Regions from separate parts of the Homo sapiens genome. Here region 1 is linked to region 2. Evidence: chromatin loops called from intact Hi-C (ENCODE). Cell type or tissue: K562. All regions are shown on one strand. Links, peaks and the distances in the headings refer to the core of each region. The heading gives the core; the rest is flanking DNA.

Region 1 (5,385 bases), core at 80-5,079, 52 kb before region 2:
TCTGAAGGACTGAACAGTTGTCTTTCAGATCTTGAAAATAAGAAACCAAGTGTGTTTTCTTTTATTTGAGAGACAGGAAATTTTGGACTAAGGTTGTTTATTATAAAGAAACTTTGTTTCCTATTATTGATTGAATATATATAAACAGAGATGAAGTAGAAAAAATACTAACCAGTCCCACTATATCATATTTTGATGCATTTTCTCATCTCTTCTTGGCAAAGCATATTTTATGTACTGTAATTATATGATATAAATCCACTTGAATTCTAATTTTAGTCTATTTTTCTGGTAATAAATATAATGGATGCTTATTGAGCAATATTTGGAGAGTTCAGAAAATAAAAAATATAAAGATATTTTTAATTCTACTCATCTATTACTAAAATTTTGATGTATATGCGAGCAGTTGTTTTTTACCTTTGAAATTATTTTCATAGTTTAAATCATACTGAATATAATGATTATTAGGAATTTTATAAGCAGAGTATTCACATGTCCTTTAGGAAACAGAATATGAACAGTCATAGTTTTAGAACTCAAATAAAGATAAAAGTTATAGCCACAACCACAAATTCCAAAGCAGATCTTAGTTGTCATCTCCCTATCCCTTAATTATCAACTTATAACTCTTGCAGCTACTGCCGGTGGGTTTTATGTCATTATTTCTATATAATATTCCTATTCTACTACTCCTTGCTTTTTTTGGACATTATCTATCCACATCCTACTCTGGAAGATGAGAATTAGCCCTCTGCCACCACAAATGCACATGGGGTATGCACAGTTTATATACTTTCCCAAATGTCTCCCAAAATACATATGTCACAGCTTTTGCTTAAATTGTCATTTAGTTGACATTACCATGATTACATAAACACCATTCACAACTGAGCCAAGTAGTGTACTGTGGCAACATTTGTTTTTGTTTTCCCAAGGAATAATAATAATTGTGTCCTCTTTACATTTTCTTGGGTTTTAAGCACTGATCACTAATTCTTCCACACCCTTTCCACCCTGGGTGTTCATCTTCACCTTCTGTAGTAAAACATATCAGTTCCATTTCTTTTCCTCAGTAATATCCTTCCTTGAGCCTTTGTCCACAGCTGCAAGCCTGATGCTAGCTGTCATTTCAGAATTTCCCTTTGCCAGCAGATTTGCAAGTTCTTTCATTCTGCTCTTGGGCTAGAAAGCTGGCTTTGTGATGCTATGCACGTCCCTTTCTTGGTTAATTTCCTCTTTTGGTGAGGCATACCCTCTTGTAGCTCCCCAAGGAAATGGGCAAGGGCAATACATTTTTAAAGAAATGATATACCTGAAATTATCTTTATTTTACCATCGTTCTTTGAAAAATATATATTTAAATATTTTACATGTTTACTATATTAATATATACAAGAATATATTAATAGTAATTTTGAAGTTTTGTGTTGCTTATTTGGGGTCAGTTTTCTTCATGTTCCTATCTCCCGTTTACTCATATTGGTCTCTGCCTTTTACATTAGTCAGTTCCCTAAATGTCTGCTGATCCTTGGCTGTTCATTCATATTTAAGAATGAATTGCCAAAAGGATGACTGGCATCTCTGTATGCATGAGGGTGCCCTGACTCTTTAAATAAGGAAACCTACAAATCTACAAATGTCATATCCACAGGACTTTTCTCTTGGGGAGGTTAAAACTCCAGCAAGGAATCACTTTCGGAATTAATTTTTTTTCTGAATCTTTAGTATAATGTCCACATTCCTTTTTCTGAAATATATTTTTATATGTTCAATGTTTATTTTGGTTCCTCTTTACTCTGCTCCAAACAAGGGCATGTGGGTCTGCCTTTGCTGCCACTCTACTTGATTGACAACTTGCCAAAAAGAGGAAGAAGACGAAAGAGGCAGAAGAAGGAGAAGGAGGATGAGAAGGAGGAGGAGAAGAGGGAGAAGAAGAAGGGGGAGAAGAAGAAGGGGGAGAAGAAGAAGGGGGAGAAGAAGAAGAGGGAGAAGGAGAGGGAGAAAGAGACAGAGGGAGAAGGGAAGGAGAAAAAAGAAGAAGGAGAAAAGAGGAAAAGGATAAGAAGAAGAAGGAGAAAGAGAAGAAGGAGGAGATTGAGAAGGAGAGGGAGAAAGAGAAAAGAAGAAGGAGAAGAAAAAAAAAGAGTAAAGAAGAAAGAAGATCTGCTGGTGCAGAGGCAGCTTTAACTTTCATTGCACTGCTTCGTGGCTAATGCCTTATCCAGCTGGTCTGAGCCTAAAATTTCTCCAAACCCACTTGCCTATCTGACTCTCTGTACAGACAGAGAAAATGAAAAGCTATGCCACCCGGTGTGTCCTACAATATGACCTGTATCTGATTTTGTCCCTGTTCATAGCAAATGTTATAGCCTGTCCTAAATCTCACGTGCCTACTTCCCATCCATTTGTATTCTGAGAGTTGTAGTTTCTGAGTACAAAAGGGATTAGAGCACAATGATGAGAATTGCATTCTGGTTGCTTCTAACAGCAGAAGTCCATGTGATAAATGGATGACTATAACATGTTCAGTCATTGTGATTCTACGCCAAAGGCAGACTCAGAGGCAGGATAACAGCCATTGATCATGGTTTCCAACATGTCCCATTAACCTTACAGTTGGTTCTAATCCCTTTTGATTTTGGCAATGTGATGCCCATTCCTGTTTTCAGCATTATAGAAATATTTGTCCTCATCTATTTCTTTATACACTGCTTCATGGTTTGGAATCAGAGGGATTGTCTGAATCCCAGTTCTATTATTAGTAATTATTTGAACTTCAGCAAATTACATCATCATTCTGAATTCTGGTATCTTAATCTGGAAAACAGGGATACTGTTATCTGCTTGGGAGGGTGTTGTGCTGATTGGATAAGACAGACTAAGTAGATGATGAGCAAGACTGGCATTTTTGTCTGCTCGGTAAATGATAGCAAACTCTTCTTCTGGTCGCGTGAGCTGGAAGACACTTTAGACCAGAAGTCCCCAGAGAGCTAAATTTAATTAATTATAGTAAATTTTAAAAACTGACATGTTTTGTTGTGGAGTGCATTCTCCTACTGCGTAACTTTTAGTGCCATAGTCTGAGTCATTATTTCTAATCTTGAGTCATTCAAATCCTTTTAAACACTGGAATATCAATCACTCAATCAATGAATTATTGTTTAGTTATTTCATCTAAATTTTTTTTATTTTGTACAGCATTGGAACAATTTGCCAATTATTGTAACTATGTGAATGACTACAGTTATTATTTAATATTTTGGAGTCAATAATAATCCATTCTTAAAAATTCAAATGAGAAAATTGAAGCTTTGAATCCATAACTAATGAGGAAAGAACTATTATGTTTAATTGCATATGGAGATTGATTTTTCAAATTACTTTTCAAGGTATTTAAAAATATCTGCTTGCTGGGCATGGTGGCTTACACCTGTAATCCCAGCACTTTGGGAGGCCGAGGCAGGTGGATCACCTGAGGTCAGGAGTTCGAGACCAGCCTGACCAACATGGTGAAACCCCGTCTCTACTAAAAATACAAAATTAGCTGGGCACAGTGGTGCATGCCTGTAATCCCAGCTACTTGGGAGGGTGAGGCAGGAGAATCGCTTGAACCTGGGAGGCAGAAGTTGCAGTGAGCTGAGCTGAGATCATGCCATTGTACTCCAGCCAGGGCAACAAGAGCAAAACCGCATCTCAATAAATAAATAAATAAATAAATATTAAAATAAAAATATCTGCTTTATTATATATATCAAATCATCAGAAACTAACCTTTAAGCTTCCTTTACAAATAGCAAAAGTCCTGATGCATTGTTAAGAAAAACTGCCCACCAGTGAGCTCTGCACAACATATTGTAAGCATGATGGCTTATCTCCTTTATATTGGGAGCTCAGTTTCCAGTTCCAAAGTGTATAGCAGCTTTTAATCTGTCACCACATGGCAGGAAGGCATTACTGCAATACTTTCATTCTAGTGAAATCACCCTGAGGTCACAAAATGTGTTCAGGGTAACATAGTGGCTTGTGGCACTGGGTTAGAAACCTGCATTGTTAGGTCATTCATTTTAGGGCAGGGTTCCCATAGAAGGAAGTGGGTCTGGGCTAGGAATATCACCTCCTAGGAAATATGCAGTAAGATGGATTGTGTGTCTAAAGGTTAAACTCTTTTTCCAATAGGTATTCAATAGCATTAGAAGTAACTTACCCCAGCTAGAGAAACTGTGTAGTAGTGTGAATGTAAGCAGTGAGATTAAATCTTCAGGAAACACAATGAAAGTCATTTTTTTCACGGATGGATCTAGGCCATATGGAGGCTTCACTGCTTCTTATACCTCCGGTGAAGATGCAGATAATGTAGGATATTGTAAATGTACTTCATTTTAATCAGGTGCACTGCAGATGCCCCCCAGCTACTGCCAATGTCAGCAGAGCCATCCATTTTCCCTTTAGTGATCAAAGTTCACTTGGAATATTTGACATAAGACAAACACATATAAGCAGATCAAAAACTTACTGCAGACAGAAAAAAGCTTTCTGATTTCAGGAAGAAACTGCTGTGGTAAACTTTTAATGCCATTAGATGAGCTTCTTGCACAGTTTCAGTCATGTTACCCAAAGGATTGGTGACCTGTTCCGTAGTCCTTGGTCAATTATTTGGTGCTGAAAGAAACCATCTACCTCCTAGAAGGTAACTTAGTCTCGGAGAGTAATTAATTTTGCTTGGGACAGAACAGGCTTTACTGTTTCTGGTCATCTATTCACACACATATTTCCAGCGAAAATAAATGGGAGGTTTGATTTGATATAGAATATTCCAAAATTAAGCAAGATATGGCCTCTAATTGTAAATATCCTCCTATTTCCTGGATTGGTGCTATTATCTAAGGGTTTTAAAATTTAGAAGTGGGAGTGAATATTAAAAAAAAACACTAAGTTATTTCATTGGTACAAGAAGCATCTGTTCCTTTATTAAAAGGGGGCAAATTCATTGGTAGGTCAATGTCTTATTATCTGTTTGATTTAAATTAAATTATTAGATCAAGTGGAGAATTGCTATCAAGCCATTAGGACCTGCCACCATTATATTTGGGTATTCCTTTAAATTAAATATTAATGAGCAGTAGGCTTCAATATTTGGACATATTGATACAGAGCCAAACCCCAGCCACCTAATCTACACCAACAGGAAAATAGAGAAGTTGTCGACTTTTGCACATGTTTCCTCTATAAACGTGCAGAAACTTCCATAATTTGCATGCCTTTTACCCATAATCCTGATTGCATCTAGAAAAACAAATCAAAGCAGTAATGTTGATGTTTTAGTTACTGTTCCTCTATTGTTTATCTCTTCTGTTGTGGCCTGAATCTTACTACTACTTTCTG
Region 2 (5,385 bases), core at 214-5,213:
CACTCTATGCTTGGCCTCCCACTTTGCTTCTTCATCTTGATTTACAAACACTTTAGTTGCCACTTGGATAAGCTGGGAAATGTTCATAACTTCAAACCCCTCCAGCTTCTGCAACTTTCACTTAATGTCATTTTGTGCCTGACTCACAAATGCCGCATTAACCATGCACTGATTCCCTGCCACTTCTGGGTCAAAAGGTGTGTAGAGCCGGTAAGCCTCACAAAGCTTCTCATAGAACTCACTGGTACTTTCATCTGGTTTCTGATGGACCTCTGAAACCTTTCCAGTGTTTGTTGCCTTTTTCCCTCCAGCTTTTATTCCTTGTATCAGAGCCCCTTGGTATCTCAGCAAGTTCAGCAGCCCTTAGGCCTGATTTGGGTCCCAGCCTGGGTCAGTTTCTATTGGCAAAGCCTGCTGAGCATACTTTCTGACATCTCCTGTGCCTACTGGAGCATTGCTTTCTAGTCACTGATAAGCCACTTGTATTACTCTGCAGTGTTTTTCTGTATTGAACAGTGACAGAAGGAACTGCTTGCAGTCAGCCCAGGTTGGGTTGTGAGTTAAGAAGATGGACTGCATCAGGTCGATAAGAGCCTGGGGTTTTTCTGTATAGGAGGGAGTATGCTGTTTCCAGTTGAAAATATCTGTAGTAGAGAAGGGCTGATAAACATAAAGCCGTTCTCCTCCTTGAACCTCATTTTGTGCATCTAAATAGATCTGTCCCCTAGGTTCTCTGAATGGCATCTGCAAAGCTCGGGCGTGTCCTGACCGGAGATGGCCGTCATACTGGAGTTCCTCCTTTGAATTATCGGGCAGTGACCCTGGCTCTTCCCTATGTGGTGAAGTTTGAAGGGTACTCTCCTCTGAGTCTGACCCTCCACAGGCAGCTGCTGGAGTGACTTCCTGCCTAAGCCTTGCCAGAGGCGGATAAATTGGAACATAAGGGGATGGAGTCTCTAGCTCTTCTAGTGGGGCCTGTAGGACAGGTTTTTCCTGTTTTCCTTGCTGTTCTTTCTCCTGGGCCTACACTTTGTGGGTCTTTTCTATGGTTCCTTGTTTTGTACGAGCCACCAGAGTCTTACAATAATTTTCAAAACAGGCCTGTAGCCATTTCAGATGGGTTTGAATCACGCTCAGCTAGGAGTCTATGTATGGGAACTGATCAGGTTGTCCAGGCTGTTCTCCAACCCCAGTGACCACCCTAAATACTCGGCCAATTATTTCCCTATCTATGGTTCCCTTGGCCGCCCTCCCTATGTTGAAGGAGAGGCAGTCAATTTCACAAAGTGTTCTTAGCCTCTGCGGTGTTAACTTCATTCCATAATCACCATCAGAGCCTTTCTTAAAGTTCTTCAACATATGTTCTAATGGAGTTGGCTTCAATACTTTTCCTCCTATTGCCTCCCTCGTGGCACACTTTCACTCTCACTTTCACTCTTGGATGCACCAGACAGGGTCCTATTACAGGAGGTTTGGATGCTGCTTGGCCAGGTCACAGCCAACTACTGCTGTGAAGCTACCATGAAGTGAATCTTGTCGGTCTTATGCAGTGACCTAGGTCTGGCTTGTCCCACACTCACCTTGAGGGACACAGTCTGCACTAAGATCTGCAACTCCCCACATCACTCCCCGTGTTGGCTTCTCCGAGACCACCTCTTTCACACACTTTCACACACCTCCCCTGCCCCAGGACTCCTCATCGGATGAAACAAGCCTCTCTCATGTCCCGAGTGAGCTTAGTTAGGCTTCCACATTCACACACATACACAAACCACTCCTACCCCAGGACTGATCAGATGAAAGAAGCCTTCTTTATGTCCCGAGTAGGTTCACACACACCAAAACACTCCCAGTTTCTGTCTCCAGATCCAGTGAACCACTTTTGCTTGTGTGGGGACACGAGATTCATCCAAATTGGCAGGCCACTCCTGCTGCCCCCAGCCACTCTGGGTTGGATAAGTGATCGTTCCGGGGAAGGTAATCAAGCTCCCCTTCTGTCCTTATGGGATGGGCTTTTCCAGGGCCCAACCTTATGGCGGTTCAGTAGTCTGCCAGCGCACTGCTCCTGTGACTGTCCTGCAACTCCTGAGTCGGTTCCGTTTGCGCTGTCAGGGCGAGGCTCCAATACATGGGAGCCGTTCTCCTTCTGGGCTAAGTCTTCCCCAGTGGCACCAAAGTTCCCAAATCTCCCGCGTCCTGTGGCTTTAGCCCACAGGCAAAGGAGACAGAAACCTGCCATCTCCAATCCCAGACAGGCCCCCAGAAATGTTATGGGACAATCAGAGACGGGAGAGACTGAAGAGAGTTCAGGAAAGCCTTTATTAAGGGGATCACCTGGCTCAGTAGGACTAGCGTCCAGGAAAGTCTGAGCCCTGGAGAAAGAATGCAGCCACCTTTTAAGCAGTCAGTGGCCGGGAGCTATGTGATTCATGAAGTCTACTTACACAAGCGAGAACAAAGGCAGTTGATCAGTCTTTTACATTTATCTATACTACATGTTCCACATCCTTGGGAAACTATGTTTCTGTAACATATGCATATCAACCTTGTAACTTTGCAGCTGTGCTAGGGAGGTGCGCAGGAACTCACTGAGCCTCAAGGAATGTGAAACTGGTGAGAACAGATAAGGCTCACAACACAGAAAGAAAAACAGGCAGTTAGTATTCTTCTGTAACTTAGACTATGGGCAGGGGGTGCTACACTACACTTAGCTTTTGAAGGAAAAAGTAAAAATTTCTTGGTGGTCTTTGATTATACTTGTAAAATTCATGAATTCCTTCTTCAGTGGAGGTTGCAGTGAGTCGAGATCATGCCACTGTGCTCCAGCCTGGTGACAGAGCTAGACTCCGTCTAAAAAAAAAAAAAAGTATTTGTAACATTGGCATACAATTTACATACAAAATTTACTCCTTTAAAAGTGTGTAATTCAATAATTATAGTCACAAAGTTACACAACCATCACCACTATCTAATTCCAGAACATGTTGATCACCCTCCAGCTTCTTTTAGCTCTCCCAGAACTCTCCACATTGATCCCACTCTGGCTACTAGCACCAGCTGGACAGTAACGACTTTCAGAGGTGAACACAATGTGCTTCAACATGCCTTCCTGAAAGTTCAGTTAGCAACTGGACAGCATCTGAATTCCAGTTCTGCAAAGCTCTTCTCTGAATACCTGAGGTACCAGCATGATCCTGGCACTGCCCCTGCCTCCGCTGTCTTGTCTAATTCTAGCTCTCTGGGGCCACTCTTGTGAGTTTCTAGGTTCCGAGAACCTTAATCTTTTCCATTGTTTCCCAGCCCTAGACAGGTAGCTGCTACCTGATGTTGTCATCCTGTGTTAGCTCAGTGTTCATTTTTACCATTAAAACACCTGCTTTAAATAATCTTCATCAAATTCTCTCAGTTGTAATACTTGAGTGATCTCTCTGTTACCATTTGAACTCTGATTGATTTAAATATACTTGCACATATATCAACAATAATTTATTATTACAAAGTCATATAAGTGGAATTATAATATTATAAGTCCTTTAACGTTTAATTAAAATGCCAAGAACGTACATTGTGTAAAGGGCCACCTGTTCAATAAATTGTGCTGGGAAAACTGGATATCCATATGCAGAAGGACAAAACTTGATCCCTACCTGTCACCGTATACAAAAATCAACTCAAAATGGATTAAAGACTTAAACATAAGACCAAAACTGTAAACATACTAGAAGAAAACCTAGAGCAAACTCTTCAGGGCATTGGCCTAGGCAAAAGTTTTATGACTAAGACTTAGAAAGCACAGACAGGGCCAGGCATGGTGATGCACTCCTAGTACTTTGGGAGGCCAAGGTGGGTGGATCACAAGGTCAGGAGATTGAGGCCAACATGGTGAAAACCCATCTCTACTAAAAATACACACACACACACAAATTAGCTGGGTGTGGTGGTGCACACTTGTAATCCCAGCTACTTGGGAGGCTGAGGCAGGAGAATTGCTTGAACCCAGGAGGCAGAGATTGCAGTGAGCCAGGTTGAAGCCAATGCACTCCAGCCTGGCAACACAGTGAGACTCCATCTCAAAAAAAAAAAAAAAAAAAAAAAAAAAGCACAGACAGGCCAGGCATAGTGGTGTACACCTGTAATCCTAGCACTTTGGGAGGGTGAGGTGGGCAGATTCTTGAGCACAGGAGTTCGAGACCAGCCTGGGCAACATGGTGAATCCCCATCTCTACTACAAATACAGAATTTAGCCAGGCATGCTGGTGGGCACCTGTAATCCCAGCTGCTCGGGAGGCTGAGGCAGGAGGATCACTTGAGCCCAGGAGGTAGAGGCTACAGTGAGCTATAATCACACCACTGCACTCCAGCCTGTGCAACAGGGTGAGACTCTGTCTCAAAATAAACAAACAAACAAAAGCACAGACAACAACAACAAAAAGAAGTGGGACTGTATTAAACTAAAAAGCTGCACAGCAAAGGAAACAATTATGGAAGTGAAGAGACAACTTGTAGAATGGTAGGGAATACTTGCAAACTATTTATCCAAAAGGGACAAATATCCTGAATATACAAATAACTCAAACAACTCGATGGCAAAAACAAAAACAAAAGTAATCTGATTAAAATGCAGGCAAAGGATCTGAATAATTATTTCTTAAAAGAAGACATACAAATGGCTAACAAATGTATGAAAAATGTCCAGCATCACTAATCATCAGGGAAATGCCAATCAAAATCACAATGAGGCATCATCTCACCCTAGTTAGAATGTCTATTATAAGAAAAATAAATAAGTGCTGGTAAGGATGCATAGAAAAGGGAACTCTTAGACACTGTTGGTGGGAATGTAAATTGGTACAACCACTATATAAAACAGTGTGGAGGTTTCTTAAAAAATAAAACGGAACTACCATACAATCCAACAATCACACTGCTGGGCACATATCCAAAGGAAGGGAAATCCATATATCAAAGGGATACCTGCACTCCTGTGTTTATAGCAACACTATTCACAATAGCCAAAATATAATATCAACCTAAACGTCCACCAACACATCAATGGAAAAAGAAAATCTGGTATATAAACACAGTGGAATATTACTCTGCTATAAAAATGAAATCCTGTCATTTGCCACAACATGGATAGGCCTGGATGTCATTAAGTGAAATAAGTCAGACACAGAAAGATAATTACTGCACATTTTCACTTATATTTGGGAGCTAAAAAAATTGGGGCTCATAGAAGTAGTGAGTAGAATTATGGGCATTAGAGGGTGAGGGGGTAGTGGGGAGGGCAGGATGGGGAAAGGTTGGTATATGAATACAAAATTACAGCTAGATAGAAGAAATGAGCTCTGGTGTTCCACAGCCCTGTAGGATAAATATAATTGA

What was found. A loop is a pair of places that touch in the nucleus more often than their neighbours do. Peaks named below come from ENCODE experiments on the same cell type or tissue, not always from the same donor. Only the 100,000 strongest peaks of a DNase experiment are listed, where the experiment ranks them.
Region 1: a loop joins it to region 2, with 6 times the contacts of the local background. A loop is called at or near these places in 3 of 110 quality-filtered maps.

The regions. Positions count from the first base shown.
Region 1 is chr10:42,694,601-42,699,985 of GRCh38, reverse strand. LINC02632 (long intergenic non-protein coding RNA 2632) reads right to left here and starts at 3,951. Exons shown (of 4, transcript NR_184025.1): 1 at 3,775-3,951. It also overlaps the pseudogene CUBNP1. In K562, for the core only: no CTCF peak of the experiment used is centred there; no DNase peak of the experiment used is centred there.
Region 2 is chr10:42,642,458-42,647,842 of GRCh38, reverse strand. It overlaps LOC105378268 (a long non-coding RNA gene), which reads right to left. Exons shown (of 2, transcript XR_945898.3): 2 at 2,301-2,850. Among named protein-coding and RNA genes, the nearest start is that of ZNF33B, 6.6 kb to the right of the region's middle. In K562, for the core only: a CTCF peak has its summit at 2,668; DNase peaks (open chromatin) are centred at 572 and 2,649; H3K4me3 peaks cover 1,525 bases.